Regions from separate parts of the Homo sapiens genome. Here region 1 is linked to region 2. A link is a contact called in ENCODE Hi-C or POLR2A ChIA-PET data. All regions are on one chromosome and are shown on one strand. Each heading gives the region's core, a stretch centred on a gene start or an enhancer-like site at or near the end of the contact. The rest is flanking DNA. Distances are from core to core; before and after follow the strand shown.

Region 1 (3,909 bases), core at 898-3,397, 180 kb after region 2:
AGGTCTAAGAAACCATAGCAGGGACTGGTGAAGTATTATTTAGTGAGCTTAGGCCTTACTGCATTTGTCAATCCAAATTTTAAAAACAAATGCCTTACTTACTTTACTCACACAGAAAATTAAGTTTGCAGTATGTAGTAGAAAGCTGTATACCAACAGAATTCTATAAATTTTAAGTATGTTAAAGCAGACTGTACACAACTTAAACCAGTTTTGACTTCAGCTTTTTTAAAGTTATGTAATTTTAAAGCCCAATATTATATCAAAACACAATTGTAAAGCACTGAAATGACTAACAAGTGTTACTTTTTTTTAAGACTTCATACAGTGTCAAAATACCCAAGTATTTTTTACTTTTGAAAAGTTTAACTTCACCCACTTTGTGGAGTCATATAAAAGTTTACTAGTTCAGAACCAAACTAAAGAGATGCATATTTGAGGACACCCTTTCTAGTTAATCCAATCCTCCTCCTTTCAGCACTACATTTGCCTAACGATTCACCATAGGCATATGACATATATGACAGCAAATACTGCTTACCCCCTAAATACACAACAGTCTGAAGAACAGGTGCAATACTATTTAGACACACGCTTTTTCCTTCTAAGCCTAAATTTGCCCTGGAAAGGTATTTAAAAATAAACACAAATACCCAAGAAAGTTAAATAACCCTTTCAAAAAGATGCAGCAATTTTGAGATCCAGGACATGAGCTGTTAACTACCAACAGCTTCCAAATGTGCAGCCTATCAAAGGTTCACATTATGAGGATCGAGTCAAGCTCAACTATGAAGGGTTCCGAGAACATCTCACTTTGCTTCTCCTGCAAGAGTAAGTAACATGATATAACTACGTTTCACTTCAAGGGAATATTAAATCTCTTCAGTCGTTTCATAAATACAGCATCGATCGTCTGGTTTGGTTTTTTTATAGATAAAGAAACGGATGGGGGAAAGGAGATCTAGTGGAGAGTACTGTAAAAAGAAAAATTCAGTGCTGAAAGCGTTGATGAGTCACTAAGTAAGGAATAACTACAGAGAATCCAAGTGAGTAAGGCAGCATCTCAGGTGAGAAAGTACTTAAAGTTGACGATGGGAAATAAAACTTCACAGGTCAGTCCCAAGTCACTGTGCACCCTAGCAGCCCAGGAAAGAAGCGTGGCTGTCAAGGGGCAAGCGCGTACCAAGTCTGAGGGAGGGGGCCAGATACGCCAAATCGGAAAGGGGGGTGGTCCGGAAAAGGGGGGTAAGATGCCTATCCTAGTCCCTCTCTTCGGGCTCTTCATCTCAAGAGGAACAAACAAGAGCAAACTCAGTGTTGAGAGGCCCCAAACCGGACTCTCCCACAGAGAGGTGCTCGGTCCCAAGCCCCGGAGGCCCGGGAAGGCCGCCTCCGGAGGAGCCCCCGCAGACGCCATACTAAAAGCCAAAATGGCTGCCCCGAGGAGGCCCGCACCGCGTAGCCAGTGAAGGTTGGGGAGCAAGCTTATGCGGGAAAGAGGGAGGGGGACTCCAGGAAAAGCCGTTGAGAGGACCATCACAACCTGAGCAGCACAGGTAGGTTCCGCTCGGCCTCCCAAGGCGCCGGCTCCGGCTGAGTGGAGTCCCCAGCCCCACCCCCCGGCCGGGAACCCAGCCGCCGCAGCTCCCGCACACCGACCCCAACGAGGTACCTGCAGTTCGGCCCGTTCCACCTCCCAGTGCGCCCGCTCCATCTCGAACCGAGCCCACTCGTGCTGGATGTAGTGCAGTATCCCCGGGATAGTGTACTGCTGCGGCCGGGACAGCTCGGGGCCTGCCGCGGGACCCGCTCCCTCGGAGGCCGGAGGACCCCCGCCGCCCGCCGCTCCGTTCCCCCCGGGCGAAAGGCCCAGGTTCCCCCCAGGTCCCTGCTGCTGCCGGGGAGGGGCCGCCATCCCCGGGCCGCCACCACCGCCTCCGGCAAGCTCGTCCATTGTGTGTGGGGCCCCGGCCGGGGCGCAGGGCGAGACGCCGACAGCTGGGGGAAGGGCCGGAGAGGGTGGCCCCGCGCTGGCTGCGGGGCGGAGGCCGGCCGGGAGAGGGGCGGGGAAGGGGTCGTTGCTGTGTGCCTGCCGTGGGTCAGAGCAGGGAGCTGCCGGCTGCCGCCATTACAATCCCTCCTCCATCTGCCCGTCTCACTCACTCACTTTAGGGGAAGGGGGGGCCTCGGCGGGAGGGGTGGGGGGAGAGTTGGGAAGGGGATAGGCGGAGGGCCGTCACTAGCGCACAGCATGCTGGGTAGCGAACGCAGCCTCACGCTTAATCGCCAAATAGAGTCCGGCCTCACCCTACGCCGGCGCACTGAGAACGCAGCCCGGGTCGCCGTTAGAGGGCGGGGAAAGAGCTCGGGCTCCGCCCCTAGGCCCGCCCTCAGACCCGATCCGGTGTCTGGCCGCAGCTACCGGACACCTGGGCTCCGACTCTGACTTTTGGAAGCGAGGCGGCCTTAGGCTTCCTGGTTATCAGTTTCCTTTTAGCAGGCCGTCCCCGGGCGCTGTTTCCTTCCCAGGGGTCTCTCACCCGTGTCCCGGCTTTCTGAGCTGGTTGTTAACCTGGCTGGTCGCTCTGGCCGACCGCATCCCGTCTCGGATTCCTGACGTTTCTTTTTCATTCTTTGAGTGTTTCAGGCAGTCCCAAGGGTGGGCCCTCTTTCCCTTCCTGTCACTCGCTCTGCCTCTGGTTTCTTAGAACCAGTCAGTTCTCTGCTGGCAAATAGCCAAGATCCTCCGGCTGTGGTTACTGATTCCTCGTCTCTGTCTTGAGCCTGGGCTTTGGTCCCATTTCTATGCGCTCGGTCGCCCGTCGTAACTTATTCCACTTTGCGTCCCCTCTTCTTTCCTTTTCTGGAATGGGTTGTGGGGGGGTTGGGAGAGGGGGAGGAGCGATTTTTTTTTTCTTGGGAGAAGAAGAGGTAGTGAATTCCTTTAGATCTTGACGATGATGGGTAGAGGGAGAGAAGTTTGAAGGAGACTGGCTAGACTAACAATTTGATACGGTAGAAATGAATGGGCTCACAAATATTGTCATCAATAGACTATTTTGATCGAAACAGAAAATAAAAGCACTGTGAGTACAACTTAAAATCCTAGATGAATGTTCTCCTGGGTCATTAAATGTTTAAGTGAATATGGCCGGGCGCGGCTGCTCAAGCCTGTAATCCCAGCACTTTGGGAAGCCGAGGTGGGCGATCACTTGAGGCCAGGAGTTCGAGACCAGCTTGGCCAACATTGTGAAACCCCATTTCTACTAAAAATACAAAAATTAGCCGGGCATGGTGGCGCACACCTGTAGTCCCAGCTCCTGGGGAGGCTGAGGCACGAGAATTGCTTGAGCCCAGGAGGCTGAGGTTGCAGAGAGCCGAGATCGCACCACTGCACTCCAGCCTGGGCGACAAAGCGAGACTCCGTGTCGGCAAAAAATTTAAAAAGTTTGAGGAATGTAACATATACATAAGAGACAAGGCTAATATTTTAAGTACAATAGTGGGTACTTTTATGTGCTTAGTTTCCTAGAAAATATCCTAATGCACTAGTGTGTTTCTAAAAATTAATATAGCTAAGAAGCATTTGTTTGAAAAATAAGACAAAAATAATTAACAACATAAGGAAATTAGGTTCAGTAATTATATTAATAGCGATGCAGGAAAATTGCATTGAAAATTTGTTACTTTTTAAAATTTTTTTTCTTTACTGCAAAAGCCAATAAAACTTGTACTATGGAGTATGCACTACCAACCAATCAGGAAGTAATTTCAAAAGAGATTAAGTAATGCATCTTATTTTATCACATCTGCTTTACTGTTATTACAGTTTAATGGAAAGCAGATTGGACCTGTTACTCATGCTGCCATGTTTTATTTCTATATGAAATGAGATCTTAGATTGCAGTA
Region 2 (4,035 bases), core at 1,249-3,748:
AAATAACCTGTAATGATCTTTCGAATTGCTGTGGTATCAGTTGTAATGTCTCCTTTTTCATCTGTTTATTTATTTGGGTCTTCTCTCTTCTTTGCTTAATTAGTCTGGCTAAAGGTTTGTCACTTTTATCTTTTCAAAAAACCAACTTTTGGTTTCATTAATCTTTTTCAAATTGCATTTTATCTGGCTGATATTTCCAAAAATGCATGGCTTATGCTTAGCATGATTTCCTAGTTTCAGTGTCAATGCAGTTTTGTCCTAATTACTTCTCTTTGGCCATTTTGTTCCATTACAAGCTTGTTTTTATGCCATCCCCTTTCCATTGAAGAAAAATATATATCACATACCCAAATATGTACACACATGTATACACATGTATATATAATTCTTGATATAATCAAAAGAATATATGTAATGTATATGTAAGTTTTAAGTAAAATAAGACAAAGAACAACACTCTGTATCCTTGACAATATAAGAAACAGAACACTGCAAAAAATTGTAACTATATACTTGCCCTCCCCTTATGGTGGAAGGTGCCCTCTTCATATAGGGAGAAGTACACAGAATATACCTGGCAGTGTTTCCTGATTTTAATGCTAGTAAATTTTATTCCCTTTTTTTTTTACTTATCTTTAGCCATTTCATTGAAATTTTGTATTAGAGACCTTTGGGTGTTCATTATCAACTGATAGATTCAGTCTGTGTATGTGTTAATGAGAAAGAGTGACTGTAATAACCCATTTTCATACTGACGTTGCCTGGATTTGGTATCAAGGTAGCAGTGACCTCATAGAATGAGTTTTCTATCCTCTCAAAGAATTATTACATTTGGAATAATATGCTCCTTAGAAATTTGGTAGAACTACCTGTAAAACATCCAAGACATAGAGTTTTCTTAGTGGGAAAACATCACTGATAGTTTGATTTTTTTTAAATAGTCTTAGGACAATTCAGGCTTTCTATTTATTTTTTCTAAATTTTTATTTATTTGTTTTAATTGAGAAATAAAAATTGTATATATTTATCATGTACAGCATGCTTTGAAATAGGTACACATTGTGGAATAGCTAAATCGAGCTAATTAATATATATATTACCTCACATACATATCATTGCTTTGTGATGAGAACACTTCAAATCTATACTTAGCAATTTTCAAGAATATAATGCATTGTTATTAACTATAGTCTGCATATTTTACAACAGCTCTCCTTTTTTTTCAAAACAGGTTTTTCCTAGGATCTATGGAATAGATTAGTTCTGGAAAATTTAAAGCCCATATCTCTTTAAATATTGCCTACAATTTTCTCTCTAGTCTCACTTTTTGGGACTCGGTTAAATATATATTAGATTTCCTCACATATCTACTTTTTTATGTTTTCCAATTCCTTTTCTGCCTTTCCTGGAGTGATTATGGCTGTATTAAATCTGCTGTCAAACCCATTCATTGAGTCCTTAAATTTTTAACAATTGTATTTTACATTTTCAGAAATTCCCTTTTATTTCCAAGTCTACCTATTTATTCCTGCTGGTTTTTTTGTTACTTACTTATCTTTTTGATTGTGTCCATTATTTCTTTAAGTTTTTTTTTTTCTTAGAGACAGAGTCTCACTCTGTTGCCCAGACTAGAGTGCAGTGGTGAGATCATAGCTCGCTGCAATCTCCAACTCCTGGGCTCAAGAGAGCCTCTTGCTTCAGCCTCCCAGGTAGGTAGGGCAACAGGCGTGCCCCACCATACCTGGCTACTTTTTTCTTATTTTTTGTAGAGATGGGGCTCTCAATATGTTATCTAGTGTGGTCTCAAATTCCCAGCCTCCAGCGATCCTCTTGCCTCCATCTCCAAAAGAGATTACAGGCATGATCCACCACACCCTCCCCTTTAAATATTTTTAACATAGCTTCCCTATATTGTGCAACTGACAACTCTAATAACTGAAGTCTATGGGGAAGGGTCTAAATCTGTTTTTTTTTTTTCTATTGATCTCACTCAGCTTGGCTTGCATTGCAATGTGCATGGTGAACTTTGATTGTGAAATGATTGCTTAATCTGCAAACTAAATTGTTGAAGATTTCCCCCAGAGACAATTTGTTTTTTGCTTCTTCTTTTACCAGCAGCAAAAGGCAGTACTACCCTGGGATGACATCAGCCCCTTGGCACAGTCGAAGCTCACATTGGATGTTCCAAGCTCAGTTTTCTTACCTGGCCACCAATATCTTGGTAGCAGCATGACTATTGACATCTACTCTCAGGGAAAGCTCATCTCACACTTTCATTGCCCACGGCTCTGCTGGTTGTTGTATTTGCTGGGAGAGGGTCCTTGGAGATCTTACTACCTCTTATGAGACCAGACGTGCCTGAGAGACTGTCCTAAAGAGCCACACTGACAGAAGCAGAAATCTGTGGTGGTTTGTTCTGTGTTGACTCGGTCAAACTGAAATCATGTTTCCCAAAATCTTCTCCCTTCTATGGCTGTGGGCTTAATTGGCCAAGAGGATCTTGTGTGAGATTTAGAAGACAGAAGTGAAACAATAGCCATTATGTTCTGAAAGTCTGTCATCAGACACAGTGACAGAAATATGCAAAGGTGCCCAGCAGGCTCCAGCTGGTCTTTGGTCTCCTGTGTTCTAGAACAGTTCCTCTGTATAGCTCTTCTTCCCAACCACTGACCTTGTTGGCCAACAGCAGCCCATACCTACAACCAGACACACAGCTGGTGGCCAAACAGCTTCCTGCAGACCTTCCCAAGGGGTTCCCAATCAACAGATGTGGTTTCTCCTATCCTGGCTGATGACCTCTTCTATCACCTTATTCCCCTACAGGGCCTTCACTTCCCAGCTCCTTCCCAATTGTGTAAGATCTAATTCCCATACGAATCACTTATCTCATAACACTCATAATCTCTCTTCTCTTCAGACTGAATTCTGACTAATATATCCCCATGGCTTTTTTATTTAGCATAATCAATTATTTTTTTTAAGCCCAGAATGTACGTATGAACCTTTCCCTCAACCAATCAACATTTACTTACTTCTGCTGTATGCTAGACACTGTCCCAGTCTTTGAGAAAATTTAAAAAATTGTTTTCAAGGATAGACAAATACCTATGAATCATATTGTTGTGAGATAAATTAAATGACAGAACTCTGCACAGACCCAAAAGAGGAGCATCTATCATGCTCGGTTTAGTCACAGAAGACTTTCAAATGAAGTAAGCCTCAAGCTGAGTCTTAAAACAAGTCACTCAAATTTGAGAAATGCAGGGCCTCTTCTTTTAAGAGGGTTTAGTCTGTTCATGAGCTGCTGTGTATTGATAATTCTTCCACCATTTTCCTCCATCCTAAATCAAAATATCCTCTACTATAGCAGTCTATGTTATATTTAGATATTTAGTTTGCAAATAGTGATTCAGTTCTACCAAAACATTTGTCACATTAAATGAATGTTGTTAATTTAGAATTAACAGGTTTCATAGTTTTTATATTTAATTTGTAAGTTTTTTTGCTTTTATAAGACTAATAAAAGAAATATATACCTAATTTTGTGTATATACATAGTTAAGTAATGCTTTTATATAATTAATTCAAGTTAACACCAGAACTTTATTTTCTTTAGGGGAAATCTCTTCATTGCTCATCTTGAGAAACACTGGGAGTCATCACTGACTACTTCCTCTAACCCTCACCTCCTAACCTTCCATCCTCAGGAGATAAACAATCACCAAGTCATGTTGATTGAGCATCATAAATATTTCTTCTTCTCCACTCCATCTTCACTACCTCCACCTTAGTTGAGTCTCTTCAATGGTTTTTCATCAGAAGATCTATCTACAAGATCAGATCCAAGCTCCTTCATATTGGGTCTCTGTACTCTGTGTTCTGATCTTCACTTGCCACAAGTGTGTCATTGCACAGCAAGCTGTCTCTGTTTTTTTCTCATAAATGCATGAGTTTCATAAAAATGCATGGCCCCCAACACAACTGTCATAAACACAGATGCATACACGGGCAATGAAATATGATGGCAGAACTTAG

Evidence for each region. A loop is a pair of places that touch in the nucleus more often than their neighbours do. ChIA-PET counts read pairs that join two places held with the same protein, here RNA polymerase II (POLR2A). Pooled maps may share reads with other maps.
Region 1: a pooled map shows a loop between it and region 2 (5-fold over the local background). The contact joins the promoter of STRN3 here to the enhancer-like site in region 2. A Hi-C loop is called at or near these places in 8 of 37 single-sample maps with no recorded cell type and 5 of 50 pooled maps. POLR2A ChIA-PET finds 5 or more read pairs at or near these places in 2 of 52 experiments (AG04450 and PC-9).

What each region holds. Positions count from the first base shown.
Region 1 is chr14:31,024,232-31,028,140 of GRCh38, forward strand. STRN3 (striatin 3) reads right to left here and starts at 2,148. Exons shown (of 18, transcript NM_001083893.2): 1 at 1,673-2,148. The coding sequence starts at 1,954. It overlaps AP4S1 (adaptor related protein complex 4 subunit sigma 1), which reads left to right and starts at 1,418. Exons shown (of 6, transcript NM_001128126.3): 1 at 1,418-1,556. RefSeq lists enhancers at 1,097-1,196, 1,267-1,376, 2,487-2,646 and silencers at 1,366-1,547, 1,687-1,946, 2,037-2,356.
Region 2 is chr14:30,846,978-30,851,012 of GRCh38, forward strand. No RefSeq gene overlaps it. Among named protein-coding and RNA genes, the nearest start is that of COCH, 26 kb to the right of the region's middle. Within about 2 kb of position 2,499, at least 3 of the 41 ENCODE cell types and tissues checked have a DNase peak (open chromatin) inside an H3K27ac peak, as active enhancers do.